Linked DNA regions of Homo sapiens: region 2 is linked to region 1. A link is an interaction called in ENCODE POLR2A ChIA-PET data of the cell type or tissue named here. Cell type or tissue: OCI-LY7. All regions are shown on one strand. Links, peaks and the distances in the headings refer to the core of each region. The heading gives the core; the rest is flanking DNA. Region 1 holds the start of LOC105379178 (a long non-coding RNA gene). Region 2 overlaps FSTL4 (follistatin like 4).

Evidence for each region. Peaks named below come from ENCODE experiments on the same cell type or tissue, not always from the same donor. Only the 100,000 strongest peaks of a DNase experiment are listed, where the experiment ranks them.
Region 2: POLR2A ChIA-PET joins it to region 1 with 6 read pairs; 2 of 35 experiments call an interaction of 5 or more read pairs at or near these places.

What each region holds. Positions count from the first base shown.
Region 1 is chr5:133,114,119-133,129,076 of GRCh38, reverse strand. LOC105379178 (a long non-coding RNA gene) reads left to right here and starts at 4,592. Exons shown (of 3, transcript XR_948792.2): 1 at 4,592-4,848; 2 at 14,602-14,818. In OCI-LY7, for the core only: no CTCF peak of the experiment used is centred there; a DNase peak (open chromatin) is centred at 7,806; H3K27ac peaks cover 839 bases.
Region 2 is chr5:133,332,818-133,347,775 of GRCh38, reverse strand. All of the region lies in intron 4 of FSTL4 (follistatin like 4), which reads left to right. Among named protein-coding and RNA genes, the nearest start is that of CTB-3M24.3, 48 kb to the left of the region's middle. RefSeq lists a silencer at 5,655-5,842 and an enhancer at 6,210-6,709. In OCI-LY7, for the core only: no CTCF peak of the experiment used is centred there; no DNase peak of the experiment used is centred there.

The DNA.
Region 1 (14,958 bases), core at 5,865-10,864:
CTTCCTCTCTCACACTCTTGACTCCTTGATTATTTGGAGAATCCTATGATGTTTGTATAAAACAATGATTGTCATAAAGAATTTCCCAGACAGTCTAACAAACACATCATCTGCACCCTCATACACATGTCCCAGCCTGCCAACCTGCTCTCCAACCCTCAAAATGACAGAGGTGGCCCACCAGGAAGCTAACAGTTCTAATTAGGGAGAGAGACTTGACTAGCACAGCCATAGCAATGAGAACTCTCCAGAGAATCCAATGAAAGCCTGGAGAAGCTCCAGACATGTCTGAGCAAAACAAAAAGAGTTAGGGAAAGGTGCTGCACACTGGGCAGAAGAGGTAAAATGTCCACAACAAACCTTGACCAATGCTTGCTTGTGTTGGGATGAGCCCCTTCATTCTTTTTCCATCCTCCATCAACCCACCATTCAATTATCTAGCTGCCTAATCATCCATCTTCCTTTTACCCATTCCATCTATTTATCCATCCATCCATCCATCTCCCTTTCATCTATCCACCCCCAGATTCAACACCCTCTATCTCCATCTACCCCTTCATTCATTCATCTTTTCACCCAGCCACCCAACTGTCCATCTCTCTGAGCCTTATCCAGCCACCATTCATCCAGCTGCACTGTCTTTAGTCTCTATGTTTCATTTGTGTCCTTAAAAAACCATCCTGCCACCATCCACCTATCCATCCAGTCAGCCTACTGTATGAAGGATCTGTGCCAGGTTTTGTGGCTATAGGAATGAATATGAGCTGCTCCCCATCCAGAGAGACCTCTGTCTAATGAATAGGAGCCTTTATGAATAATGGCCATGCAGTAACCTCCTCTGTAGGCCTGAATATGTTCTCTGTCTGGGATCCTCAACACTTTCTGGTTATCCCAGCCCCATCACTGCCTGGCCCAGAGACAGTTTCCCAGAAGGCTCAGAAAGCAGAAGAGGGGAACAACCACCCATGTGGGGCTGCTATTAACTGAATGCGCAGCTTCCCAGAGCAGCTGCCACTCAAGTGGCCAGTCTAGGCAGGAGAAAGTCCTCTTTGGAGATGCAAAGAGCTCTTCATCTACAATGCTTCCTCCCTTCAGCCTCTAGACCAGCACTGTCCAATTGAAATATAGTGCAAATCACATTTAATTTTAAATTTTCTAGTAGCCATGTTAAAAAGTAAAAAGAAACAGGTGAAATTATAATACTATATTTTATATATATTTCATTTCACTCAACCCAATATATCTAAAATATTATTTCACCATGTACTCAGCTTATATTTTTTGTACAAAGTCATCAAAATCCAGTGTGTATCTTTATGCTTACAGCATATCTTAATTCAGTCCAGGCACATTCCACATGCTCAATAGCCACATGTGGCTAGTGGCTACCACACTGGCCAGTGCGGTTCTAGACCCTACCACCATTATTTTAAGTCCAGACCAAGACATGAGGCCACCCTAACCATGTGGGACCTTTTCGAATTGACATTTGCTAACTATTTGCTTAGCAGCTACTCAGAAGAACAGCCAAGCACCATGGCAAGGACAGAAAGCAAAGGGTACTGAAGATGACTCACAGGACCTCCACTGTCCTGAGCAAATAAGGCCTAGCCCCAAATTTGCACACCCCTCTCAGCAAAGCCCAGGCCCCATGGTTGCCAGGCTGGCCTCCTCCAACCATTCTAGTCACCCTCTGTGTACTGAACTTTGCCCCTCAGAAGGCTATCCCCCTCCCTAGAAGCCCCTCAAGTTCATCTGTTCCAGCCACTTGCAGAGAGAGCTGTTCTGTCACCGCAGTCTTCTTCCACTTCTCACACGATCCAGGCAGTGTTAGCTCCTCTCAGCAGTGAGGCTCCAGGACACCACCCAGCCAGCCTGCCTCTTCACTAGCTTCACCACTGCTCAGGTGGAGCTCCTCTCTCAGGCAAACCTTTTCTTCCCCAGGACCAGCAGAGAAGGCAGGGAAAACACAGAGATACCTATCCCTGGGACAGAGACTGCCTCATTCTGTGTACCTGGGGCTCCTGTGACTTCATCGGACTCTCACAGCAGCCAACAGGCAGGGAAGAGGCGGGTTACTGTCACATTCTAGGGATGAGAAAACTGAGGCTCAAAGGGGCTGAGTGATTTACCCAAAGACACATAGGGTATCAGTAAAAGTGATGCAGTAGATGAGGTCCCAGGTTGCCCACTGCCCACTCTGTGCCCATTTCCTCTCTCTCTTTCCCACAGGCAGCCCCTCTAGATATGGAATTAGGCTGAAGAAATGGGTCTCAGATGGGTTCCTCCAAAATCCCAAAAACTATTCCATCCTGAAGACAGGCCCATGAGGAGGAGCCCAGTCTGAGTTATCATTCAAGACCCCTCACCATTGGGTCCCACCCTCCTCCCACTCTCTCCCCCTCAAAGAGCACCCTCTGGAAACTGCACCTGCCCACTGCCTTCAACAACAGCAGGACTTCACACCTCTGCACCCTTGCCCATGATGTCCCTTCTGCCTGGACTGTCCTTCCTTCCCTTCCCTTCTCTGCTTGGAATAGTTCTTACAGCCTTCAAGGCTCAGCCAGACCCTTAGCTCAGTGAAGCATTCCCTGAGAGCCCCAGGCAGAATGATCGCTGGCCCACATTCTGTCCTATGAACAACATATTTGGTGGTACTCAAGTCTCACTGCTCTTCCACACTCTGAGCTCTGCAGAGGACAGATGTGGAAACTATTACCCCAGCAGTGTCCAACAGGCACATAGTAGAGACTCAGAAAATGTGTATTAAATAGCCATGTGGGGCCAGGCATGGTGGCTCATGCCTGTAATCCCAGCACTTTGGGAGGCCGAGGCGGGCAGATCATCTGAGGTCAGGAGTTCAAGACCAGCCTGGCTAATGTGGTGAAACACCATCTCTACTAATAAAAAAAAATTAGCCAGGCATGGTGGCAGGCGCCTGTAATCCTAGCTACTCAGGAGGCTGAGCAGGAGAATCACTTGAACCCAGGAGGCGGAGGTTGCAGTGAGCCAAGATCTCACCATTGCACTCCAGCCTGGGCAACAGAGCGAGACTCCGTCTCAAAAAAATTAAAAAAAAATAAACAGCCATGTGGTCACTATGGCAGCACATTTACTAAAATGTCAGCTGGAAAGCTCGTGATGCGCAAATAGCCTGCATCATGAGAGGGCTGGCTGTGCTCCAGCCTCCTTCCATTTCTCTGGACTCCCATGTGACTGCGGACATAGCTAAATTTGACTCCCAGCCTTGGTGCAGCAATGCCATTGGGAAACTCCTGCATATATTTACACATGCAGGGATCCTTTTCAAGTGATTCTCCATTGGGATCCAATTTCCATCTTTAATCCACTGTCTCCTTTGCTGCAGAATTCCCATGAATCTCTAGCATCCTCCACAAACACCCTCACGCTCCAAGTGACATCCCTTGGTTCTGTATGGGGGATATCAAATGTCACAGGTAATTTAATTTGCTCAAGAGAATATTGGGAGATTATTTATCTGTGTTCTCTAGAAAATGAGGGCTGTAGTAGATCTCGCTGATTATATTACCCCACTGAGAGGCAGAAATAATCCTGAAGATGGCAAGTTAAATCACTACTTTGTAATTTACTAAAACAAAACTAATATCCAAAGAAATGTTTTCTCTCCCATTTTATAGCAATTTCCCCATTAAAATGTCTTTGATTGCAATTCATAACGATGAATAAAGCAAAGCAAAAAGGATATCTTCAGCCGGCCAAGAAACTTCTTCTGAACACTAATGATTTTTCCCATAAGCAAAACACTGGGCATCATTTCCAGAGAAGCCACAGCCCACCCAAAAGGGTGAGTGGGAGTGAACAGGGTCACACTGCATAAGGAAACTGTTCCCCTCATCATTCCTGTTGCCCAAAGGAAGCCCCAAGTCCTCTTGGCTGAGTCTGAGGCCTGGATGTGTGTGTTCTTTCTCGTCGTTACCCACACACGCACCCCACCCTTCTTGCTCAATTAACTCAAGGTCATCTTTCAGGTTCTCAGCTTAAACATGCCTTCCCATGGTGCAAGACTCCCTGCCCATGTACATTTTCCTCACAGCACTTGTCAGTTTACAGCAATGCTTTCATATGTGTGGTTATTAAGTGTCTGTCCCCAGTAGAGTCCAGGAGCCATAGCATCTATTTTGCTCATCATTCACCTTCGGTAAAAACTTATTGTATAAATAAACAATGAACAAGGACAAGATCAGGGTCTTAATGTCATAGGTCAAGCAGCCTTTCTCAGAGGCAGCACATGCTCTCCCTAAGACAGCCTGTCTTAAGTCAGTCCCCAGTGGCCCAAGACTGACCCTTGTCACCAACCCTTCATTTATAACTCCCTTGAGTGAGACTGGATGCCTGTGATGGTTGATTTTAGGTATCTGCTTGACTGATTAAGGGATAGTCAGATGGTAAAGCATTATTTCTGGGTATGTGAGGATGTTTCCGTAAGAGATTGGCATTTGAATCAATGGACCCAATAAGGAAGATCCGCCCTCACCCAATGTGGGCAGGCACCATCCAAATGACTGAGGGCCTGGAGAGAACAAAAAGGCAGAGGAAAGAGGAGCTCACCCTCTTTCCCCACTGGAACTGGGACATCTGTCTTCTCCTGCCCTTCGACATCAGAACTCCAGTCTCTCCGGTCTTCTGACTCTGGAACTTGCACCAGTGGCCTGCCAGTTTCTCAGGCCTTGGACCTCAGGCTGAGAGTTGCACCATCAGCTCCCCTGGTCTGAGGTTTTCAGATTCGGACTGAGCCATGCTACCAGCATTCCAGAGTCTCCAGCTTGCAGACAGCCTGGAGTGGGACTTCTCAGCCTCCATAATCATGTGAGCCAATCCCCCTAATAAATTCCCTCCCACATTTCTTTCTTCTTTCTCTTTCTCTCTCTCTCCCTTCCTTATCTCCTACTGGTTCTGTCTTTCTGGAGAATCCTAATACAATAGCTCAGGGCCACTTATCCGTATCCTCAGGGACGTACATCCCAGCACTCTCCCAGACACAGTCTTGAGGCCCCTCTAAGGAACACCAGTGACCATAGGACAATTAGCATTAGGCATTTCTCTAAGAAATCTGGGGTCCGCTAAACCAGAATCACCTACCCACCCATGGGCAGCTCCATCTTCCCTTACCTGTCCCCACCCATACATGCAGCCTTCATCTTACAGGCCCCTCAACATTCTTCAGAGAAAAATATCATCCCTAAACAACCCCCTAAAGCCTAAAGCATATGGAGAGATGTTTCAGGGTGACCCTGGCTGGGCTCATGAATGGCAGGCTTCACAGCCTGGAATGACAGCCCCCAGGTATCCACCTGCTGAGACACTGAGGCCTCTCCCAGGAGAGGACTTGTCCTGAGACAAAAAGGGCCAGGCACGATGAACTGGACCCAGAGACAAACCTGGCAGTAAGAGAGGAGGCATGGCCAGCTCTGTCCCTGGTGATTCAACCTGGGTGCAAGAAAGAAGAGAGCTAGAAATTGAAACCTGAGAGCCTCTCTCATGCAAACACTGCAGTGCTAAAGGACCCCAAACACCTGACTACAGGACCGCACAGCTGAGTCAAACACAAATAAGGAAGAGGTACCTTTCTACTTCTGCATGAGCTCAGGGCCACATGGGTAAACCTGAAGTACTCTAGAAAGTGGCTCCAGGGAGAGATGACAGTGCCCTTCAGAACAGGAGCCAGAGTCAGCAGGGCCCATGGGACCTGACAGTGCCCAGCAGACAGGACCTGGAGCAAGGAGAAAGAACACAACTGAGATACCACCATGGTCCCCATCTCAGCCTGCCCGTGAACATACAAGGGAATCATAAAATGTTGGGGGAGAGTGTGCTGGGCACTGGCTCCCGATGGGGCTGAGTGTCAGGGAACAGATGTGAATATGTTGAGCCAGGATAGGGTTTAGACCCCTGGTTACTTTAAAAATTTTGTAAAATCAAAATGGCCCCCAGAGACACAGGCCTTCCAAATCTAAGTCCAGAGAGACAGGTTTGTGGATCATTATTAAGCTGCTGAGAAAAGGTATAAACCAGTAGAATATTAAACATAAATCAAACAAATGAAGCTGCAGTCCCATTAGTAATGAGGAGGCTTGGACGTGGGCCAGCAGCCCCTAAGTCTTATGGACACTGAGTTCAGAGTGGGGGAGAAGAGACAGGGAAGGGTGAGGGCCTGAGCGCCACTCCCCTGGGCTCCTAACGCAGCTCTCCCCAAACCCTCTGCCAGTGGACCTCAAGCTAAAGAAGGCAGAAATGGGAGTCTTGTTCACAGCAGGTAGTGAGTACATGTTTGTGGAGTGAATGCGGTGTTCTAGTAGTTGCATGCTCTGACACTTCAGCCAAGTGGGGAGATAGGAAGAGGGGGAGAAGATAGAAGGGGAGCGAGGAAGTGGGAGAGGGGCAAGCCCCTCCCCTCCAATAAATTGTTACTTGGCCAGGCTGATCTCCTGACGAAGCAGTCAATGATGGTAGATGGGATTTTCCTGATTTGGAATTTGGATTGAATCCCAAAACTCAGGACACTGGGAGGAAAGTCCCACTCTAAAAAGAGCACCTAGGCAACCTGAGCAGAACTTACTAAGATGTGGCCAAGTGGGCCCTTCATCTAGCCACCCTGTCACCCCTCCTGCCTGTAGAAGAGAGGCTGGAGGAGACACTCTCCAGCCTTTTTAACACTTACGTTATGAAAAGGGAATTCTTAGGAAGGGGCAGAGTATTGCGGAGTGTCCCTTCCCAGAGGGGACAAGAAAAGGGGTGCAGCTCCCACACCTATGTGGGGCTTGAGTGCCACTCGTGACGGGCAGGGGTGCCACCAAGAGGGGAGACTCCAGTTCACCTGCCTAGATGGTTTCCGAACTGTGGAATTCTAAGTCCTGGTGCTGCCGCAGGCCTAAAAGTATGGCAGATGCAGAGGGGAGAGGAGATAATAAGACAAATGTCTATTTCCACACAAGACTGAGGCTCTCAGAGGTCACATGAAGTGTCCAAGATGAGGTAAGCAAAGTGGGCTCAGCCACCTGTCTCCCTGCTGCTCAGGAGGCAGACGCCAACACCTCCGAGTGTTCTCCCGCTCAGTGGGCCAGGCACACCCTGAGGGCCACACTGCCAGCCCCTTCTCCCATTCGCCCCTCAGGAAAACTGGACACGGGCCCATCTTCCAAAGCACTTGCCATCCTTGCCCCAAAGGCCCCTCTCTACTCATCTCCCAGGGCCAAAGGACCAGGCTGGGCTGCAGTGGACACCAGGGGCAAAGTCCAGGCCATTGTGCAGACCCCCATGGGAATCCGAGCACCAGAAGGCAGAGCCAACAGTCCCCAGCACTCCCCACCCTGCACACCGGGGCGGATAGCCTTTTATGGCAGATAGCCTTTGTGAAGGGCAAGGGAAGGCCAGGCTGACTTCTGCCCCCTGCCCCATTTCACCTCCACCACTGTGACCAAGACGCTCCTGCTACAGCAGAGCTCGGTGCCAAGCCTGAGTGGGAAGGAGGGACACCCTTTTGTTTTATAAATCATTTTTCTGAGGGAAAGCATAAAATTGAACCAGAGTATTTGAGTCAAAATAATTTGAAATGTTTTGACCCAGGGCTGTCAGTGTGGAATGAACAAAGTTCAAGCCCCAGAACAAGCCTCTCTGCACCTAAGGCCAGGCTCTGCTATTCACTGTGATCACCTTGGCACCATTGGTTTATTCAGTGAGCATTTACTGAGCACCCTTGATATCCTGGAGTACAGCAATAAACCGGTTAGATGTGGTTCCTCCTAGAATTTATAGTCCAGCAGCTGCAATACCAGTAACGAAGTATAGACTGTGATAATAATAGCTCTTATTTCCTGAGCACTGACTCTGCAGCAAGCATGATTCTCAGCATTTCACATGGATTAACTCACCTAGTCCTTTAAGGGAAAGTCCTGTTATTATCTCCACTTTATGTATGAGGCACAGAGGGAGTAAGTAGCTTGTCCAAGGTCACACAGCCAGTGAACGGGGAGATCAAGAACAGCCACCCCAGGTGTGTCTAGGTCTAAGGCCTTCCTCTCAATCCCCTCACTCTGCACCTTTTGTGATAAGACCTGTAAAGGAAACGGGGTGATAGAAAAGAGCGATTGGTGAGGCCATTCTTGCAGAGGGAAATCAAGGAAAGCCTCTCTGGGAAGAAACAGAGACCTGAAGGAAGTGAGGAAGGGAGGCAGGACAGTGTGTGTGGGGAGGCTTCCAGGGAGTAGAAACTGCTACACAAAGCCCCTGACTCAGAACCAATCATGGGCACATTCAAGGAATAAAAGGCAGGCTCGGGGAGCCGGAGTCCAGGGGAGAAGGAAGACAGTGGGTCAGGGTGAGGCCAGACCCAGATCTCCTTGGTGAAGAGGGAGGGTTTGATTCAAAGCACACCAGAAGCCACTGGGGAGCATGCTCCGATTCACTTGGGTAGAAGGTGGGCTGGGGCAGGACCTCAGACACCGAGTCACTGTTCCTCACCTACTGATGAGGCCCTGGCCTGTTCCAAGGCCTTTGAGATCACACAAGACAAAGTCTTATTGCTGGTGGAAAACAGAGGCCTGGTGCACTTTCCTGGGCTGTAACAGGAAGAAGCTGGCGCCTCTCAGGGTAGTCACTCCCAGGGGTGCCCAAAGGCCGAAGGCAGCACTGCATTCACCCTGGGGTGGGGGGGGGACACGCAGGTTTATTTCTTGGGTGAGACCAGAGCTCTAGCTGCCAGTGAGAATGCCTCTGAATCCAACTGGCAGACAACGTGGCACAAGCTCTCTGCCAAGCTGGCCTCTCCTGCCACTAATTTCCTATTTGGGGCAAAAAAATATCGTTTCCCTCCTGGACCTGCAAGGACCTGAATGCAAATTACACCAGCTTCTGGTTGTGCCTTGAGACTCAAGGCTTCCCTGGGCAGTTTGGAGTTGGGGGCGAGAGGATACATGGATACATGCTGATCCCAGGGAAACTGTGGGTGAATTTTTTGGCCTCAGGGGATCCTCACCTCTCATGCCAAACACTGAAAGGGTTTGCCCCCACACACCCCCCACGTAGCTGGACACTGGGCCAGGGCATGTTGGGCTGGAGAAGCAGGCTCAAAAAAAAAAAAAAAAAAGTTCCTTTGAATGTGAATAATACTATTAATAACAACAAAACTTATATTTACTGAGACAGTTTCATTTAATCTTCACAATAACCCTATGAGATAGGTCATATTTTTACGCTCACTTTACAGAGGAGGACATGGAGCCCCAGAGGTGGTAACTTCCCCAAGGTCACACAGACGGTAGAGGCAGGATTTGAACCAGGCCTCATGAGACTCAAGAGGCTGTGTTCTTTATGCCTCACCAAGAAGCCCGGATTAGGTTTATCTCCCACTGAATGCCAACGCCTCATGTAACCTGATGAACAAGAACAGCTAACACTGATTTAGGGCTTAGTAGGTGACAGGTGTGGCACTAAGCATTTGCCACGCATTAGCTTGCTCAATCTTCACAGGTGGATTCTATTATTACCCCCCAGTTCACAAATGAAGACGCTGAGGTTTAGAGAGGTTAATTAGAGGCTCCAGGGCTGGGTCACAGGGGAGTGGGGATTCAGGCTCAGGGCTGTCTGAGCTACACAGCCAGGCTGTGTGTTTGTTGCTGGGATCCCATTACCCTCAGGTGCTCTGGGGCAGACTGGGACTCCTCATCACCCCACCCAGGGAGGCCAGTTTGGAGCTTTTGGTCATGAACAGGAAAGCTGAGCCTGTCTCTGGCCCAGGCTGAGAGCAGCCATCCTGGGACATGCACCTCCCAGAGAAATTGCTCCAGCTTCAGCTCTTCCAGGCAGGCCAGCCAGCCAGGCTGTGCCAAGGCCAATAAACCCAAAAGAGAGGCTCCAAGCCAGGCAATCCCTCCACACAAACCCTGATGTTCATGCCTGCAGACCAATTGGTTTCCCACTATCCTCCTGTCCTGTGAGTGACCCAACATACAAATAAGGAAGTAAATTGGGCCAGACCCTACCCCCAGCCCTCCTTAAGAAGAACCACCCACCCATGGGAGTCCCCTGCAGCCAACCACAGCCCACACTAGGCCTTGCTCAGCACCCCCAAAGGAGTGGAGGCAGAGTGGTGGGCCGGCAGGTGGACAAGATGTCAGGCAAAGGGCTGCGGATGCACCAGGACCACCTAAGGGCTAGAATGAGGCCTGCAGAGCTAGCAGGGGCCAGGCAGTGCAGGGACACCGCCCACTCTCCCAGCCCTGACACGGAGGTACAGTCAGCAACTTCCCCCTCCTGATAGGCCCACACCTGGAAGCCACATGGAACTGTGGGTGAAGCAGCTCTGTTGGCTCCCCAGGGCCCCCCAGTGCTCCTGCAGACAACCATCTCCTTCTCCAGCTATTTAGTTCCGCCTTCTCCTTTCACTTCCCTGGTACTAATATCCCACCTGCCAGGTCTCTCCGTGTGCCCAGACAGTGCTGAGCCCTCACACGTGTTCATGTTAATCTCCACAATCACCTCAGGAAATAGGAGTATTATCTCCATTTTTACAGATATGGAAACGGAGGCACAGAAAACATAAACGCTTTGCCCGTCATTACCGAGCTTACGTGTGGTGAAGCCAGGATGAGACCACCTTTGTCCCATCGCACAGCTCTGTGCCCAAATCTCCCAAGACCGGCCCCCAGGGCAGGTCAGGCTGTGGGAACAAACCTCCTTCCCAGGAAGCTGCACCTTCTAGCTTCTCTCCCTCTCCCTCCTGCCCCAGGGGCTTCTTGAGAAGTAGAGGCTCCCTGGGTTAGAAGCTCTTGACTGCCCAGGAAAGCACTGATGCAGAGGCCCTAACTCAGACACTTCAAGCTCCCTGGCTACAGTGCGGCGGCATCAGCCTCCCCAAATGTTGTTTACTAATAAATCCCCGAGAATTTATAATAAAGTTGATGGGGCCTAACTGATGGGCCTAGGACAAAAGGGAGCCAATTACCCAACACTCTCTGCTACAATCTTAAAACAGATGTTTGAGCGTGTAAAATTATGGCTTGTGGTTGGGAACTGCAGATACGATTCCAACCTTCCCTTTTACTGCCACTCATAAATGTTAAATGCGATGAGCTCTACATCTGAAATTCAGTTGTTGCCATTTTGTCCCACGTTTCTGAAGCCAAGGCTACATTTTAGAGTTGATGTCCTCATAATTTACTCAACTCCTGTGAACAACATGCAGAAAAGAACCTTGCACGACACACAGCAGAGGACAGACATGCAGCAGAGCCCAGGCCACCCGGGGCTCAGCCCTGACCACCCGGGTCCTGGGAGGAGAGGTAGAGGGGGTCGCCAGCCCCTGTCTTTCAGAATTTACAGGTCAAGCGATGCAAACCTGGACCAGCAGGCAAGGCCCCTCCCATCCCTCCAGAACCCAGATCAGCCTGATTCTTGGCACGTATATACAGGCCAAGTAGGAGGGTGGGTTCATGCACATTTGGATGTGATTTGCCTACAGGTTCTCTGGAACTTTCCCAGGACTCCCATAGTGGAGGCTCCAGGAAGCCAGTCATGCAACCAGTTCTGCTCCCAAGCCTCCTTACACAACTGCCCATTGAGGAACTGGGGAGACACAGAGGTAGGGAGAACAGCGAAGAGTCTGCCCCAACAATTCTCAACGCAGTTCCTTGGCATTCTTCCTCAAGCCCAGAGCCCTTCCTGGCAGGCCAGCTGCTGTGCCTGCTCCAAGGGCGATCCTAGAAACCCTCAGCCAACACGGCCCTGCCTGAGCATGTGTGCCCTGGAAGTCCCCAAGAAACCCACAGGCAAAGGGGGCTGTAATGGTTTCTGTCCCCTTAAAAAAGATATGTTGAAGTCCTAACCTCCAGCACCTCAGAATATCCCCTTATTTGGAAATAAGGTCTTTAGAGTTAAGTTAAAATGAGGTCATTAGGGTGGGCCCTAATCTAATCTGGCGTCCTTATGAAAAGGGGATATTTATACACAGGGACCTGCAGAGAGGGAAGACTATGTGAAGAGACACTGGGAGATGGCTCTCCATGAGCCAAGGAATGCCTGGGACTACCAGAAGCCAGGAGGGAAGTGTGAAGCCAATTCTCTCACAGCCCTGAGAAGGAACCAGCCCTGCTGGCCTCTTGATCTTAGACTTCCAGCCTCCAGAATTGTGAGAGAACAAACTTTTGTTGTTTAAGCTGCCTAGGCTGTAGTACTTTTTTATGACAGCCCTGCGAAACCAGTACACTCACTATCACTGGGCCATCTGGCACTGACAACACAGCTTTGCACTTGGCCCATTGCAGATTCAGGGCAGAGGCGCATCCACCCTAACATGAGGCTCCACCTCCAGGGCCCAGGAGGGGCCCTAACAAAGTATCCACATGATTCCATGGTTTTGGTGTAGTGTAAACTGGGCCATTTTAACACAAATAGAGCTAAAGAAAAGGGAAGTTTACTCACCATCAGCTCTGCCTATGAAAGAAGAAAAAGGCCCAAGAAAACAGCATGAAGGGGACATCCCCAGAACCTCTAAAGAAACCCTTTAACACACTGCCTAGCTTGTCCCCCAAGGGCCCAGTGTGAAAGGGAGGTAGGGATGTCAATCCACGTTTTCACCAGGAGGAGAAAATGACCAATGATAGCACATGTAGGTCCACTAGGAACAAAGCGGGCGCTAAGTAGAAGACACACAAGGGACTGGCCTGAAAGAGCAGCGTCCGTGTGTACTTTTTTTTTTTTTTTTCTTCTCCTGAGATGGAGTCTCACTCTGTTGCCCAGACTGGAGTGCAGTGGCATGATCTCAGCTAACTACAACCTCTACCTCCCAGATTCAAGCAATTCTCATGCCTTAGCCTATGAGTAGCCTACGAGCAACTGGGATACAGGTGCGCATCACAACTCCATTTTTGCATTTTTAGTAGAGATGAGGTTTCACCATGTTGGCCAGGCTGTTCTCGAACTCCTGACCTCAAGTGATCCAACCGCCTCAGCCTCCCAAAGTACTGGGATTACAGGTGTGAGCCACCGCCCCTGGCCCCATGTGTCCTTCCTAAGAACTGTAGCCCTGCTATTGGGCCCTGACCCTGCTGGACTGTATCCTCTGCCACCCGGGAGGGACCTATTCTTCTTTCCCACTTGCTTCAGAGAAAAAGTGAGGTCACACATTATCTGGGAACTGCCTTGATCACTGCTATTATAAATGGGGGCCAACCCTTCCAGGGGCAGCTCAGCCACAGAGCTATTTTACAACAGAATGTGAGACATTAGAGAGGCTAGTTGAACGAGGATAACAGCCAGCATGTCTTATAGTGAGCACTCCCAGAGCCCACTGGGGTCTGAGCCCCCTAGTTCTGCCCTCATCCCAAACCACTTGCATCCTCACAAAAGCCTCTCTTCCTGTAAACCCACCCAGTCCTTCCCCTTCACCCTCAACTCCCTGTCCCTTGAGGGCCAGGCATTGGAGGAGAAGGGCTGTGTCCTAGCTTTAAAACTCACCATGGCTGTCTAGGCGTGGTGGCTTATGCCTGGAATCCCAGTTACTCAGAATGCTGAGGCAGGAAGATCACTTAGAGCCCAGGAGTTTGAGGATGCATTGAGCTATGATCATGTCACTGTCCTTTAGCCTGGGCAAAAGAGTGAGACCCTACCTCTAAAACCAAACAAAAACTCAACATGGTTTACCAATACCCTAAGGAAAAAATCAAGGCCCTTTGTCTAGGTACAAATGAAGCCCTCATTTGTCTCAATATGAAAGATACAAGTGTTCTGAGCCCCAGGAATTCCCTCCATCCAATATTTCAGGCCTCCCTGAGATGTTGCTTACATGGATGACTTGGCTGCTGTCTAACAAGGGGCACCAGGCATCAGCAGGTTCCATAGCCAGGCCCCAGAGCCACAAGCAGCCCCCAAGATGTGCTACACCTGCTGAACTTCCTGACCCACTCTCCTGCCTATTCAAGCATGCCACACTTAGGCAGCAGTGCCCCCCAGCAAGGGTGCCTGGGCCTAAGGCATTGTGACTCAGGGGCCAGCTCTCTCCATGCCCACACCCAGATGCCTTCAAGCTGCAGGGGCTGGGGTAAGGATGCCCTCCTCCCTCCTGTATCATGAGGCCAGATTCCTCCCCGCCAGGGACCCTTTGCCCTTTCCTAGAATCTGACTTTGCTTGTCACCACCCCATCTCTGATGGTGTCTATCATCTTGAATATCACAAGGCTCCCTTTTCAAGAGCAGCATCCTCCTAACCCCTATATCAAGCAGTGACTGCAAAAAGAAGGCGGGGGAGCCTTTTATGTGACCTCACCCACTGACAGCATCTGTGCTGCAGGCCCCAGCTAGCATCTTGTCAGCCTTATCTCTCTCCTTTCTCTGCCCTGAGCTTTCTACTCCAACTACTGGTCACTCCCTGCATGTCTGTGGTCCAGCTGTCCCCTTTGCCTCCAGCTCCCTCACCAAACCCTCTCTCTACTCACTTATGCAACCGACATGCACTCATCCTTTACCCCCGCACCGCTCCTGGCTACCACCTCAGGCTGCTCCCTAGCTCCTTGTACTTCTCTTATTGCTACCTTGCACGTTGATTATTAATTATCTATTTACCTGTAGGCCCCGCTAGACGAAGAGCTGACCGCTCAGAGAATGGTTACGAAAGGGACAAACAAGCCAACAAACGAAGTCCAGTCTCCCCATTTGTTGTAACCGCCGGGTCCCCTTTGGTTGCCATGGCACTTGAGGCCAGAAAGTCCTCAGCTCCCAGGTGAAGTCCTCCACCAGCTGCCCATTCCTGGGGGTGGATGCCGTGACAGCCACGCCAGATTGTCAGGTGATACTTATTTTGTAAACTCAAATTAACAGGAAGCAATTTCATTAACAGATAGTGCTGCTTGAGGAGCTCCAATTTAGGGCTTATTTTTAGTGTCCTTAAAAGCTGTGTGGAGCAAGCTGAAGCGCTGGATCTGATTT
Region 2 (14,958 bases), core at 4,765-9,764, 220 kb before region 1:
AAGGGAGGTTTTGTTTGTTTTTGTTTTTATTAATCATTGTCTTATTCAAGGTCCTCTTGAGGACTAAGAAAAGGAAAATACGTGGTGTTCATCTGACCTCAAGGGATTGAAAGTCAAGGCTGAGCTCAGTGGCTCATGCCTATAATCGCAGCACTTTGGAAATCCAAGGTGGGTGGATCACTTGAGGTCAGAAATTCGAGACCAGCCTGGCCAACATGGTGAAACCCCATCTATAACCCTATCTATACTAAAAATACAAAAATTAACCAGGCATGGTGGCACACGCCTGTTGTCCCAGCTACTCAGGAGGCTGAGGCAGGAGAATCACTTGAACCCAGGAGGCAGAGGTTGCAGTGAGCTGAGATCACACCACTGCACTCCAGCCTGGGCAACAGAGACTCTGTATCAAAAAAGTAAAAATAAAAAAGATTAGAAGTCAAGAGGATTGGGTGGGGTCACCTGTACGCTGCCCAGGGAGCATACTAAACTGAGCCTGCTGTGTGACACACCTCCCGACAGAGGGAGTTCACACGCAGCCCTCCCAGGGGAAGAGACAGAGACCTACACAGCCACAGGCAATGCACACCGGTGTCTACTGCCTGCACTGATCAACCCATCATGCACAATGCAGCAGACAAACGGGGATCGTGAGACATTTTGAGAAAGCCAAGAGCACAAAAGGGAAGAACCAACAGGAAGGAAAAGAGCAACTGGCTGTGGGGGATAGGGAACAAAGGAAAAATTTTTAAATTTTTAAATCTAATAAAAAAAAACCTTTAGAGGGACTTGATAAAACATTTCCATAAAATAAGAACAGGTTGTTATGAGAAAGGAAAATAGCCCAAGAAGTATTTCTTGGAAATTAAAAATGCAGTCACCAACATTAAACCTTCCATAGAAGGAGCCGAAGAATAAGTCAAGGAAGTATCCCACAACTTAGATTAAAAGTCAAAGAAATGGAAAAGGCGAGAGAGAAACTGAGAAACACAGATGACTAGCAATACCAATATCTAACTAATATCAACCCAGAAAGAGAGAACAAAGAAACTTAAGAGCAGGAAATTACCAAAGGAATAACAGAAGAAAACTCCCCAGAGCTGAGCTAAGATATAGACCTTCAAAAAGAATGACCCACTGAGACAGAAGCAGGGGGGAATGAAAAAAGACCCACAGTTGTATAGTTGCGTATCCTCTTGATATTTCAGAACATTTAGGATAAAGAGAAGATTCTCAAAGCTTCCAGAGGTAAAAGACAAGTTATCAACAAAGGATCAGGAATCATTGTTGGCAGATTGGCATTAGCAACACTGGAAGGCAGTGAGGTAATTGCCTTCACAGTTCTTTTATTTTTATTTTTTATTTATTTATTATACTTTAAGTTCTGGGATACGTGTGCAGAACGTGCAGGTTTGTTACATACGTGTACATGTGCCATGGTGGTTTGCTGCACCCATCAACCCATCATCTAGGTTTTAAGCCCGGCGTGCATTAGGTATTTGTTCTAATGCTCTCCCTCCCCTTGCCCCCAACCCCCTGACAGGCCGCAGTGTGTGATATTCCCCTCCCTCTATCCATGTGTTCCCATTGTTCAACTCCCACTTATGAGTAAGAACATGTGGTGTTTGGTTTTCTGCTCCTGTGTTAGTTTGCTGAGAATGATGGTTTCCGGCTTCATTCATGTCCCTGCAAAGGACATGAACTCATTCTTTTTAATGGCTGCATAGTATTTCATGTTGTGTATGTGCCACATTTCCTTTATCCAGTCTACCGTTGATGGGCATTTGGATTGGTTCCAAGTCTTTGTTATCGTGAATAGTGGCGCAATAAACATACATGTGCATGTGTCTTTATAGTAGAATAGGATTTATAGTCCTTTGGGTATATACCCAGTAATGGGATTGCTGGGTCAAATGGTATTTCTGGTTCCAGATCCTTGAGGAATCGCCACACTGTCTTTCACAATGGCTGAACTAATTTATACTCCCACCAACAGTGTAAAAACGTTCCTATTTCTTCACATCCTTTCCAGCATCTGTTTCCTGACTTTTTAATGATCGCCATTCTAACTGGTGTAAGATGGTATCTCATTGTGGTTTTGATTTGCATTTCTGTGATGGCCAGTGATGATGAGCTTTTTTTCATATGTTTGTTGGCCGGACTCCTTCCTTACACCTTGTACAAAAATTAATTCAAGATGGACTAAAGACTTAAATGTAAAACCTAAAACCGTAAAAACCCTAGAAGAAAACCTAGGCAATACCATTCACGATGTAGGCATGGGCAAAGACTTCATGACTAAAACACCAAAAGCAATTACAACAAAAGCCAAAATAGACAAATGGGATCTAATTAAACTAAAGAGCTTCTGCACAGCAAAAGAAACTATCATCAGAGTGAACAGGCAACCTACGGAATAGGAGAAAATTTTTGCAATCTACCCATCTGACAAAGGGCTAATATCCAGAATCTACAAGGAACTTAAACAAATTTATAATAGAAAAACAACCCCATCTAAAGGTGGGCAAAGGATATGAACAGACACTTGCCTTCACATTTCTAAGGGCAAACAATTTTGTACCTAGACTTCTATACCAAATAAAAACATTTTCAGTATACAAGAAATGAGATTTCTTGTATATCTTTCTGATTTAAAAAGTGGGGGCCCTGTAGTACCAGCTACTTGGGAGGCTGAGGCAGGAGAATGGCGTGAACCCGGGAGGCGGAGCTTGCAGTGAGTGGAGATCGTTCCACTGCACTCCAGCCTGGGAGACAGAGCGAGACTCCGTCTCAAAAAAAAAAAAAAAAAAGTGGGGGCATGGAGGGTGAGGAGTGTAATCCAGCAAGACAGAAAAGGAACCTAGAAAGAAGAAGAGCTGGTCCAAGAAACAGAAGAGCTAAGCCAGGTATCCAGTGAAACAAAACCCCGGCAGGACTTGTGGGACAACTGTGTAAGAAACCTGGGAGAGAATCCATTCAAGTTAGAACAGAAAGTCAGAAGGTTCTGAAAAGCAAGTCTTCAAGAAGAAAGTTAATTCCATTGAACAAAAATAAGATGAAGAAACTGGAAGACCTCAGAGATATGATGAAGAATACGTATGTGCTATCCCTCAATAAATTTTTTAAGGCAGTTAAAAATTCTGGAGAAGGCAAATTGCTAAACCAGAAAGACATCATAAAATATTAAGCAAACTAAAATATGTCACGATTTTGAGCAATTAAAGGAAGATGAAGAAAGAGAACAATTTAACTATGAAGCTTAAAATAATCTCCTTCAAACAGCACAGGTGAGTCACCTGGGCTGACATCTCCCCTGCCGTGAGGTTCACTGTATCTTTCTGCCATGGATGAGGGTTACATCATCAGAATGTTGATAATGTTCTTTATTCATTTTCACTTTTAGAGTCAATGAATAGAAACTTACACTTATTACTTATAGTTACAGAATGTAATGAGGTAAAAATTAATGTTTTAGACTGTATAAGTAACAGGGAAGGATCAGGGAATTGATTTTTTCCATAGTGAAGGGGCAAGAAAGGTGTTTAATTTGTCCAATTGTATTATTTGCAGTTTTTGTTTTTTATGGTATGCATATTTTGCTTTTAAAAATTTTCAAGAAAGTGGTGCCATATTAAATATCTGAAGGTGTTTCACAGGCTGTCTCAGGCCTATAAGAATTCACTGCCTTTTCTGTTCTGTGCCTTTTACTATATTTTTATTTATTTGCCATTCTTCAAAGATTGCAATTTTAAATTGCTCAATATATTTTCTCAGTTGAAAATATCAATGTATTTATGTAATGAAAATGCCAATATGTGTGTATATATCTGGAATTAGCATAGAAATGATTAAAGCAGTTCAGCGTTGATCAATAATCGTATTTGATTTGGGATTTTTACTTTGTTTCCCTCGACCATCCTGTGCTTTGATATTTATTACCACCCACTGAGATTCTGGCCTCAACTAAATAGAACTTGCTTAAGGAAATTCAAAATCTAGCAATTGAATTCAAGTGGTGTTGCTCACAGAATGACAATACAGAATTAGGACTTGCAGAGTAAACAGAAACCCAGTAGATGGGAACTGCACCCTTGATAAAATGTCTCTTACTGCCTTGAATACAACCAAACATCACCAAACCACAGCCCCCGGCTATAAAAAACTTTTTTTCAATTATAAGGTCAGAGTCTTCTTTCAACTGCGCTAAGCAGTTTGACCAAAACGTGTATTTCTGATATGTGTGGTTTTGGAAGACCTAAGATTCTCAAGCCCCAGGGTTCAGAAGGATGCCGCAGTGTTTTGAAAAGTCCTCTGTATTCCACGTTCTGTATGAAGCTGCCAAGTTGCTCAGGTGTTCCCAGGAACAGAGAGGTGGCCGTGGGCCAGCCTCCCAGGGAGCCCAGATGCTGGCTGCAGGCTGTCTCCACACCCGTGCTGAGTGTCCAGCCCAGCCAAGGTATGTCTGCTTTCTGTTGGCACCGCTAGTGGCCCTAAGGAGACATTTCACATCAGAGCTAGCGTCAACCCTCCCTCTGTCCTCCTCACAGAGGACTCAGAACTTTCTCTCTTCTTCCAGAGTTGCTAAGGGAATCCGCACCCTGCTTTACCTCTTGCTAACTGAAATAAAAAAGTTTTCCAGGACAAGTGGCCTGAGCCCTTGTGATGATGCACAATAATCACCCGTGCGACAAGAGCATCCTTCATCTCGATGGGCCGGCAGGGGTGGTCCCTGGCCTGCTTCTAGGAAGAAGGAAAGGCCTCAACTCCCACAGTCATTAGGACAATCACAGGCAGGTGGGTTTTCTAGAGATGGTGAGAAGCAGCTCCCCTTATGGTATAAGGATCCGTGAGCAATCAGAAACCAGGGTATTCTGGGAGATTATTGGAAAGGCATACTCTGGGTACCATGGGTTCTATGGCTGCCATGTGCAAACACACACAGCGTGAAGGCAAACGACCAAGGGGGTATGCACAAATCGATGTGGCCTTGTTAGGGGTCTGAGAATCACTGGTCATTCTTTTTTTCTTTTTCCCAAGTTTTCTCATAGTCCCCATGAAAGGGGAATGTTTAGGGTTACAATGTTAATTTGCTTTTAACTGACATTTGCCCTGTGTCTGGGGTGTCTCTGCTCAGCTCACCTGCAGCATCTGATTCAGGCTGGACGTCCATAGTAGGCCCTCCAGAAAGACTCATGGGACACACAGCCCTGGCCAGAGCAGACAGGCAGAGGCCGACTCCAAATGTTCCTCCTTCATCAGGTGTTGGGGTAAAAGCGCTGTGGATGAGCAGGTTGACAGCTTGCCTCCTCACTGCAGTGCTGTAAGTAGAAGATGAATGGTGCTGCTTGTTCAGAGATAATTGACACAGGATTTTTCCACTTCCTTGCTTTGGCAGAGGCACAGTTTTGTTTTCTTTGACTCCAAGCTAAAATTTCCCCTGCCCCTTCTCTGCAACCTGCCCCTGGTGCCCTCTAAGCCCCTCCATGGTGTTGACCAGCCTGACCCCACAGCTTCTCCTCCTACCTCTGCCGCCTCTCTCTGCAGCCACATGGGGGTCCAGCGCCTGTTTCCCTCCTGCCAATGCTGCCATTCCCTGAACTTCAAGCGACCTCACCACAGACCTTCAGTGCCCCCTCCTGTCAACAGGAAGGCTCTCCTTCCAGCTCCCTTTCCTGCCACTCGTCTGCCTGATTCCCTGTCCATTCCTGGGGCCTCTGTGGACCCCACCCTGTGTGGGGTCTGTGCGAGTTGCCAGAGCCAGTGAGGAGATGGCTCTAGCCTCAGAGAAATCACACAGGAAGCCCTGAGTGCCTGGGAGACAGTGCTGGAGCAGGTACTAGGCCTGGTGGCAAAGCTACTAGCTCTCTTATAGGCTGGAGAGGTGGGGGTTGACTGTCATACATTGGAGGGCCACAGCTACATCAATAAGATACTGTTAGTGTTCTTGCATCATGGATGACAGAATTAAGGTTCAGAGAGGGTAAGTGACTTACCAGAGGTCACATAGCTTATAAGTGGCACATTCAAGGTTGACACCTAGGGTTTCCTAAAGGAAGAATTCTTCAAGGTGGGCCTGGCAGGACATATGGGATATGGAGAAGCAGAGAGCGGGGGCTGGAGAGAATGGCACAGAGAGGTGACAGGCCCTGGAGTTAGAACAGAGGTGTTGGTAGGTGGCTGTGCTCCCTTGGCAAAAGAGCACCAGACAGAGAGGGGGAAGGGTTCCTGTCTGAGAGGTCTCCACCGGCCTGTCCCTCATCCTCTGCTGCTTCCTTCACATGCACTCACACAGGGGCTTGGTGGGAATTCCTAGGACCACGTGCAAGGGAAATGCCAGGAGAAGCCGTGTTCTGGGGTATGAGAGCCAGCCGCTGAGCCCAACTCACGTCCTGTGGGAAGCCACCTCATGGTTAGGGAGTCACCTTGACCTTGTCTGAGACCTTAACTAGTTAATGTGCATGTGTTTGAATTCCTGCACATATTTTTTATGTTTGAATTCCTGCACACGTTTTTTTTTTTTACTTTCCCCTAAGTAAAAAAAAAAAAAAAAAAATGTGAGCAGGAACTCAAACATATTCACGTTAACTAGTAAAGTTAATGTGAACTCTCTCCTGAGCTCTTAGTTTCGAAGGGAGGTCATGTCTGCACAAGTCGTCTAAGGAACACTGTCTTTAGAGCCTGGTCTCTCCCTGCTGTGTGATGCGAATGAGAGTGGGCTGGCGGCCCCTGCTGTGGGCAGTGACTTTGGAGCGCCCTCAGGCACCCCGCACCTGGGCCTTGGGGTGGTTTTGAAGCCTAGCTATGCATCCACTTACCCTAAAAGCTTTTGACAATAGAGGGCCAGGCACTGTCTCAGGAGGCTCTCTTCTAGCTGTCTCGGGGGCAGCCTGCTCATTTTTGTTGAGTTATCTGAGTGAATTATTTTATTCCTTTTTATGTCCTGAGCAAACCCACATCCTCATTTTATTAGTGTATTTCCAATTATTGCATAATGATTTCCAGTTTAGCTTGGTCTGTGATATGAGGACACTTAATCAAATATCTGTACGATAGGCCTTTAAGTTCTCTAGGGCCAGAAGTTTTCCCATCAATTAAGCTTCAAAGAAATGGGTTTTAGGCTCATCTGCAACTGTGTTTTTGTGTTTCTTTTATGGCCTTCCTGCCTTCTCCTGGTGGCTTTAGAGATACCAGGAAATGTGACGTGGGACTAAGGTATTTATTAGTGGGTGTGCAGAGAATGGGTTTATAATGGTTATTACAACATTTTGAAGTGGCTGCCTTGAAGCAGGACAATTTATGTTTCCATTACAGTCACCTTATGAGCACCCCACACACACAGTTCTGCCAGGAGGGGACATCTACCCTGGATCCTGTGGACTCCCTGGGATCAAACCCCTGGAGGTTTCCTCTGGAGAGAGATTGACCCCCAGAACCTTCCACACACCCCACACTCACCCCATGCCTCAGAGGGATGAAAATCTGACCACTAAAATTCAAAGAGTATTTCTCTGCCATCCGGGGTGCTCCTCCCCTGGAGCCAGGCCAGGCAAGGTGCCATTCTGGGCCTTGACTCCTATAGCAATTACAGGACAGAGGTTATCAGCCCCATTTGACAGATGAGGAAATGAGGCCCAGGGAGAGAAGCCCTGGGCTTCCAGCAAGCAAGCAAGTGGGTGCTGCTCTGCTCTGAGACTCCCCATGCCTGGAACACGAGTGTGGGGGGAAACAGCACCCCACGCCCTCCGGCCTATCCTGTGAGCACTCATGCAGGGAAATAAGAGCAAAAGAGAGAACTGGGAGGATTCTCAAACCACAGTGACTCCAATCCCCATACTTTTTCACACTGAGTGGAGCTCCCTTCCCCATCTCTGAAGAGGAGAACAGACCCCAGGTCATCAAGCCTGGTCCTAGCCAGGGGCAGAGCTCTCAGCTAGAGCACCTCGCACTTGGATTTATTTGTCATGGTTTCTCTTCTGCTCTCACCTAGGCAAAGGGGTTGGATTTCACTGGAGGAAAGTTCCAGAGGAAGCAAAAGGGAAAGCCTGTGAGCATGGAGTATTCTTGTTCAGTTTACCAAGGGGCTGTCCTATGGCAGCCTGGACTCAGGGTCAAAGGAAACTTAGAGGCCATGCATGTCTCAGTAGAAGCAACTCTGGACAAAGCCATGTGTTCGTTCCTTTGTTTATCTGGCACATGTTTGTTGAGTGCTAGTTGTATGCCAGGACCCCCATTGGCTCATGTCGATGGTGGGAGGGACATGTGGACAAGTAGAGGAAGCAGAGATGATCGATGTTCTGAGGGGGTGTCCAGGGCTCTCAGAATACACAGGAGACTGAACCCAGCCAGGAGTGGTCAGGATAGTGACATGCAGGAAAGCCACGTGCCAGCTAAGACCCAAAGCCCTCCACCCCTCCCTCCCTGAGAGCAGGCCTGTGCCCAGTTGCCAGAGGTGTCCTATTCCTGCTCCCTATTCAGGGTTGCACTACCATGATAGGGCAAAGCAGTCATCATTCCATCAGTGACCACGTGTCTTGAGCAGATGCTGCAAGCCAGCCCTCTGCACAGCCCCACCGATCTGAAGAGGCTTGGAAAGGGGCGGGGGCAAGATTCTAGCTGTGGTGTTGTAGCCCCAAGGTGATGGTAGGCATGTTTAAGGAACTGAGGTGGCGCAGGGTCGCCAGAACGGGTGTGTGAGTGGGGAAGGATGAGGCTGGAGACATAACAGGGCAAGTCAGGGAGGGCGCTGCCTGGCTCCAGCCCGAAGGCAGTGGGAGCCCCCATAAGATTCCTCCAGCTACTGAGTGGGGGAGGATTGGTGGGGACATGATCGGAGGCATAGTGGTCATCCGGGGGTGTTAATGGCTTCCTGAACTACAGCAGAGGTGGTAGGAGTGGTGGGAAACTGGCACCCTAAGAGACACAGTGGTAGAAATGACCTGAGCCAGGACTGATTGGCTGGGGATGGGCAAGATGGTGAGGTAGTGCCAGGTGTGCGATTTGGGAAGCAGGGGGCTTGGGTGGAGGGGTTGTCGGCTGAGGCTGGGATGTGAAAGAAGGAGCAGTCTTGATGGTGAGTTCCATTTGGGCCATGTTGAGTTGAGGGGCCTGTGGGACAATGTGGGGAAATGTCAGGCCAACAGTGGGGTGGGACATCAGGAGCTCAAGAGAGGATAGTGGATACTGGGCTGGATAGTGAGTAGACACCGCTCCAAGCTTCCCCTGCACCAGCCTCGATTGAGGGAACCGAGTATCCATGGGGGAGCAGAGGGAAGTTTCTGTATAGCTTATGCCACTCCACGTCCCAAAGAACCACAGCTTCTGGGAACCTAGAAAAGCATGGGGCAGGAGAAGCAGCCAAATACTCTCAGCAACGACCACCTTTAAAAGGGCCTGAGAACACCAGGGTGGGAAGATGGAGCATGGTGGAGGCCAGTTCCATGGCCACTCTTGTGTTCTCCCGCAGGAGCCAGTCCAGAGTGTGCACTGGCATAAATGGGTCAGCACACCCCACCAGGGCCTCTAAGCATGGAGCAGACAGGAATAGGGGCACACACCCGGGGGGTCATCAGGGCCAGGGCCAGTGAGTGACCCGAGTCATCTAGAAACATGACTCAATCGACATTTACACCTGCCAATCAGACATCTCCCCATGGGTGACCTGGGAGACCTATGTGCACACCAGGGACCCAGAGAGTTAAGCTCACACTCGGATACATCCTGTGATGGAAAGACACCCCTGGAGCTCTCCTGCCAGAAGCCCTCCGCACGCATACTCACCACCCAAACCCCCTCATCTAAGGCCACACAATTTTAAGTGATCTGTAGGCAAGAACCATGACTGTCTTCACATTTGATCTCCATTTCTTCAAACAGTATCCTATCCTCCAAAATGCTCACTACCTAGCGCCTTAAAAGTCAAATCAACTCCACTGAGTTGGCTCACTTTTTAAAAGATGCTTCTCCAGCTCTTATGTTTGCTTTCTGATGGAGGGGACAACTAGCCTTAGCTACTTGGAGCATGTTGAAAGCTCTGAGTGGTGTGCAGCATCGACTCTGTAACATCCAGCCTGAAACTTGGAGGCATAAGCTGGGAAAATGTCCTAAGACATGGGTGGCATTTCAAATGTAATTATTGCTGGTATTCCCATTTGGCAGCCCAGCTTTCAAGCCAGCCAACTCCCTCATTTTATATTTACTTTTAGTCCCACACTATTTTCTGTGATCCATTAGCTCTAGGAAGTCATTTAAAAGCTATAATCACGGCGCTTTGCTCAGGTGGATGCAATCCAGATAAATGGACCCAGATCCACTCCTCGAAGAAGCCTCGGGCTCCAATTCAGCGCTAATGCACCCCAATTAAACAAGCAGAGCCAGCTGCCCCCGTGAGTTCTACCTCATCTGCATTTAAAAACTAGGGAAAGTGTGGGCAAGAGTCCGTTGCAGAGGACGCTTAACAGCCCGCTTCCTAGTTGGAAAATGTACCTTTGGCCTTGCATTTGGGTCACAGGTGCAAGAAGCCCCCACCTAGAATGCAATCATGATGTCCCTCAATGGTTTGCCTCATCATCCTGGTGCACGCTGTCTGGAAGTAAGCTTGCCCACCACAGCCCCATGCTGGTGCAAGGGCAGGTTGGGGGCTCTGGGCCTTACCGGAGAGGACGATATCCCAAATCGAGCACTGTGGGCCTGCAGCCCGCCATCCCCGAACACAGGCCTGTGCCCAGTTGCCAGAGGTGTCCCGTTCCCGAGACAGGGGTGTGTTGCTGTGATAGGGCAAATCATTCATCATTCCATTAGTGGTCACAGGTCTTGAGCACATACTGCGAGCCCTCCATCCCCATGGATCTGGAGAGGCCTGGGAAGGGGTGGACACAGCCCCTGCCCCGGGGTACACAGTGTGGTCATGGAAATGGTGCTCACTCTCCTCAAGCATTAGATGCTACATGCCTAGAAGGGCTCAAGGGAGACAAGCACAGGCTGGGGAATCAGAAAAGGCCCCAGGGAGGATGAAGGACCTGGCTGGCTCAATAGAAAGACAGGCACACAGGGTCAGGCCTGCAGGGAACCATGGGACAGAACTGGCTGTAGGGTTGTTTAGATGGAGTGGGCAGGAGGATGTGTTGAAGAAGATGTGGGGGCCCTGATGACAAGTCTAGGCAGTGACTTCATCAGTCAGCCTCTCACCCCTGCCCTGGGTCAATGGGGGCAGGGAATAAAATCCGTACCATCCTTTTCTCACCCTCCTTAACAGAAGAGCATTCACACAGCTCTCAGCACTCAACGCTGACTGCAGAGGCGGCTGTGGTCAGGAGAGGGGAGCAGGATGGGAGAGAGACAGCCAGAAGGGAAGTCGCTCAGCCAGCTGTGCCCACATCTTCTCATGTCCTGGGGCATGGGCTTCTGGAGAGCAGGGCTCGAGCCTCGCCCCCTTCTCCACCCACTTCACACCTCAGCGTAGTGGAAGGCAGGGTGGGGTCAGTGCTTGTTTGTTGAGTGATGAGGACTGTTCAGGGCTGGCTGTGCTCATTCCCCACCCCACCCTTGCCTCCTCCCCGAGCTGGACAGCCCAGCTTTGCTGGGGAGGATGCGGCAAGGGTCAGGGACAGTTCCAGGGCCTCAAAATGATGAGGGCTGCTGTCCCGTGGTTATGGTTTGGAGCTCTTCACCTTGTGCCTATTTGGTCTATGTTCAATCTGGGATCTAGAGTTACAGTAAGTCCCGGTAGTAATTCACATGCTCATGAATTCACAGAGCAGGGTAAGCTATGGGTTGCCTATCTCTGCCAAGCCAGATATTTGGAATGGTTATAAATATCTCCCACTGTCAAGTAGAGGTCCCTCTGCTCCCTCAATGCAAACCACATAGCTTGGGATCCATTAGTTCATTCCAAATAATTAAGAAGCACCCCTCATGGGTGTGGTGGGTATAATAATTCAGAAGGCAAAACTCTTCCTGTCCCAAGGATCCCAGTGTTGGTGCATCAGGGCCCATCTTCTTGGTGGGCATCACACTGCATGCTGGAGGAAGAATCAGCTTTATAGGGCAGTTAATGTTGAAAGTCAAGTGCAGAATTTGGACTCTGATTGCCACCCCCCCCAAGAAAGGGGAGGGGAGAGCTGTTCAGGGAAGGCTTTCTAGAAAAAAAAAGAAATTGAAGCTGTCCCCAGGGGACAGTTTAGGGGTTGATAGGGGGACATTTCAGGTAGAGGAGGCCAACCATGCAAGGCCTGGAGGGAGGGAGGCTGGGCCTGTCCGGGGGTGGCTTGCTGGCCAGTCAGGCATGACTGGACCATGAGGGGAAGGGGCAGAAAAGTCCATCTTGATTCCTCCTGGGCAGGAGACCCTTGACGTCTCTTTTTGTGTCACGTGAGCTGAACAGCCAGGGCCGTGAAGGTCGAGTCCCAGCCGTGCCTGAGTCCATACTTCAGTCCTCAAACCCTTGAGAAGCCTAGGAGGGGAGAGCAGGGCAGACGAGGCCAGGGCATGGCCTGTGAGAGGCTCCTCAGGCCTTACACATTGGCCCTGTGTGCTCAGAGGTCTCCAAGGAGGCCCAGTTTTATGTCAGGGCCCATGACAAACCCTCACCAAGAACAGACTAACTGAGCACCTGCCTCCATACCGATACCTCTGAGCCAGGAGCCACGGCCAGCCACGCCTTCAACATGAGGAGGTGGTGCCGTGTCAGCACAGACCGCCAGGTGTTTCGGGAGCCTTGCTCACAGTGTTTGTGTAGGACACCCCAAGGTGTCCTAGCTCCTGGACTAAGCCTCCTTTAGATACCTCTGGGAGCTGAGTATTGGGTGAGGCCAGGACGCCCTGGGGCAGTGGGGATCCCCTGACTCTTAGGCCTTGTATTCTTCTCCTAAGGCTGCTTGGCAAAACCCACACCCCCACCCAGCCTCCTCCCCAGAGACCCCAGGCCTCCTGGCAGCCCTGGGTTGAAGGGATGCCCAGCCCAGGATGGCAGAGTCTCAGGGACCAGATGAGCTGCCGCCACTTCCATATCAGTGACCCTCTCCTGTGAGCCCCGCACCTTCCCACCCCTCCCCCATGTACCTAGGCCTGGGCTTGGCTGAGGACAAATACTGTCTACTCAAAGCAACTGCTGTCTTTCAGACATATTGAGAAACATCAGGTTACCTTTTTTAAATAAACATATCATTGAAGCATAACACAGAGAGAAAATGAATAAGTCATAAGTGTATAGCTCAGTGAACTTCCACAGAGAACATATCTGCGTAACCAGCACCCAGATCAAAAGACAGAATCTTACCAGTGCCCAGACGCACCCCACACCATGCTCTATTCCAGTGTGACCCACCCAAGCATACCCACTACTCAGGTGGCCTTTTGAAAGAGGAGAGGGCATGACTGTGACAAAGCAGAAGGGTGGCTAACACCAGCACTGCCACTTAGAGGGGTGCCCAGGTAGAGGGGAAACAGGGAAGAGAGCAGAGGCCATGAGGTAAAGAAAAGCTTCATGTGAGTGTGGAAGAGAACGACCCAGTGAGCGTGGCAGGACCCTCGCCAACTGTGACTGGAAGCTGCATGTAGAACTTGAAGCAATCACCTAGGAACTTGTCGTCATGGTAATGGATTCAGATGCTTTATCAGTTTGGAACTCGGCTGCAATATCAGTTTGGAACTCGAACCATTTCTAGACTCTACGCCCAAAGGAAGACAGACTTTTGAGTGGAAGCGATACAAATTACCTGTGGAGCAGAAAACAAAGATCTCCTGTTGGCACTCAGGCTTCCTCCTGCTCTAGGTGAGACCTCGGGACCTGGGTGGGGCCTGGCCCTTCCAATGCCTCAGAGGTCAGACATGGGGCATTGAAGGGCCCTCTTGGCTCAGGCTGGGGTCCAGCTCACTCTGCCCTTCCCAAGAGCAGCTGTACTCATGGCTCTGTGTCTGAGGGCCCTGAAGAACATCCTGCAACATAGATCTTTCCAGATTTCCTTTCCCTTCAGTCTCAGACACTACCCTCTGCCTGATGCAGGAGGCCCTGCGCAGTGCAGGTCAGCCTCTGCCTGACGTGGAGATGCCCTCGCTGGGTGTGACTCTGCTTGCTCCAAAGGGTACCTTGCTCTGGGAATCGGCTACAGGTCATTCCTGTCAGTTAAAAGACCTGGAAATCCCATCTTTGTGTTCCCTACATTTCTCAGCCCTGGATGAGATAGATGACCAGCCCAGACGTCTGGATTTCTGAGCCACAGCTGTGGGCAGTAAAAGGCAGGATGTGCCAGTGTGTTAGTGACAATAAGATTTGCCCAGTAAGGGGCCCCTATGCCTGGGCAGGGTTTCAACGTGGTCCTTGTGCTATAGAGATTCCTGTCCTCTCCCATCACAGTTAGAGCTGGAAGGCTGGAAGCAGGAGAGAAAGGAGGTGGAGATGGGCAGAAAAACAAAACAAGAATGTGGGGCACAAAAGGACAGGCAGGCAACGGCCTGGCTGCATCGCCATTGCCCGGGGCCCCAGGCCTCTCACTGTTCCTTGGCCTCAGTTTCCTAATCAATAAATGAGGAGCCTGGACTACATCATTCCAAAACCTTTATCCCTGCTCCTGGGCACTATGACCTGGGATTTGTGATGGGCCAGCTGCATAGGAGCCTCCAAGAGGCAAACAGGGTGCAGGATGGGGCTGGGGCTGAGCTGCCGCCACATGTGCAGTGTCACTGGGATGCACACCCAGATCCACAGCTGTGTGTGAGAGTGTGAGTGAGTGTGTGTGTATGTGTGTGCATGAGAGAGAGACAGACAGAGAGAGAGAGACAGAGAGAGAGAGGACACCTGCACGTGCAAGGACCTATTCTCCAGTGTCCTCTCTGCACCTGAGCCTATACTGGGTGCCATGAGCCTCCAAAAGAAATGAAAGAGTTTCTCACCCCAGCCTTGTGAAACTCTTACCAGAGTGTTATCCTCACCAAACACAGAGCACCATTCGTGGTAAAAACAAAAAT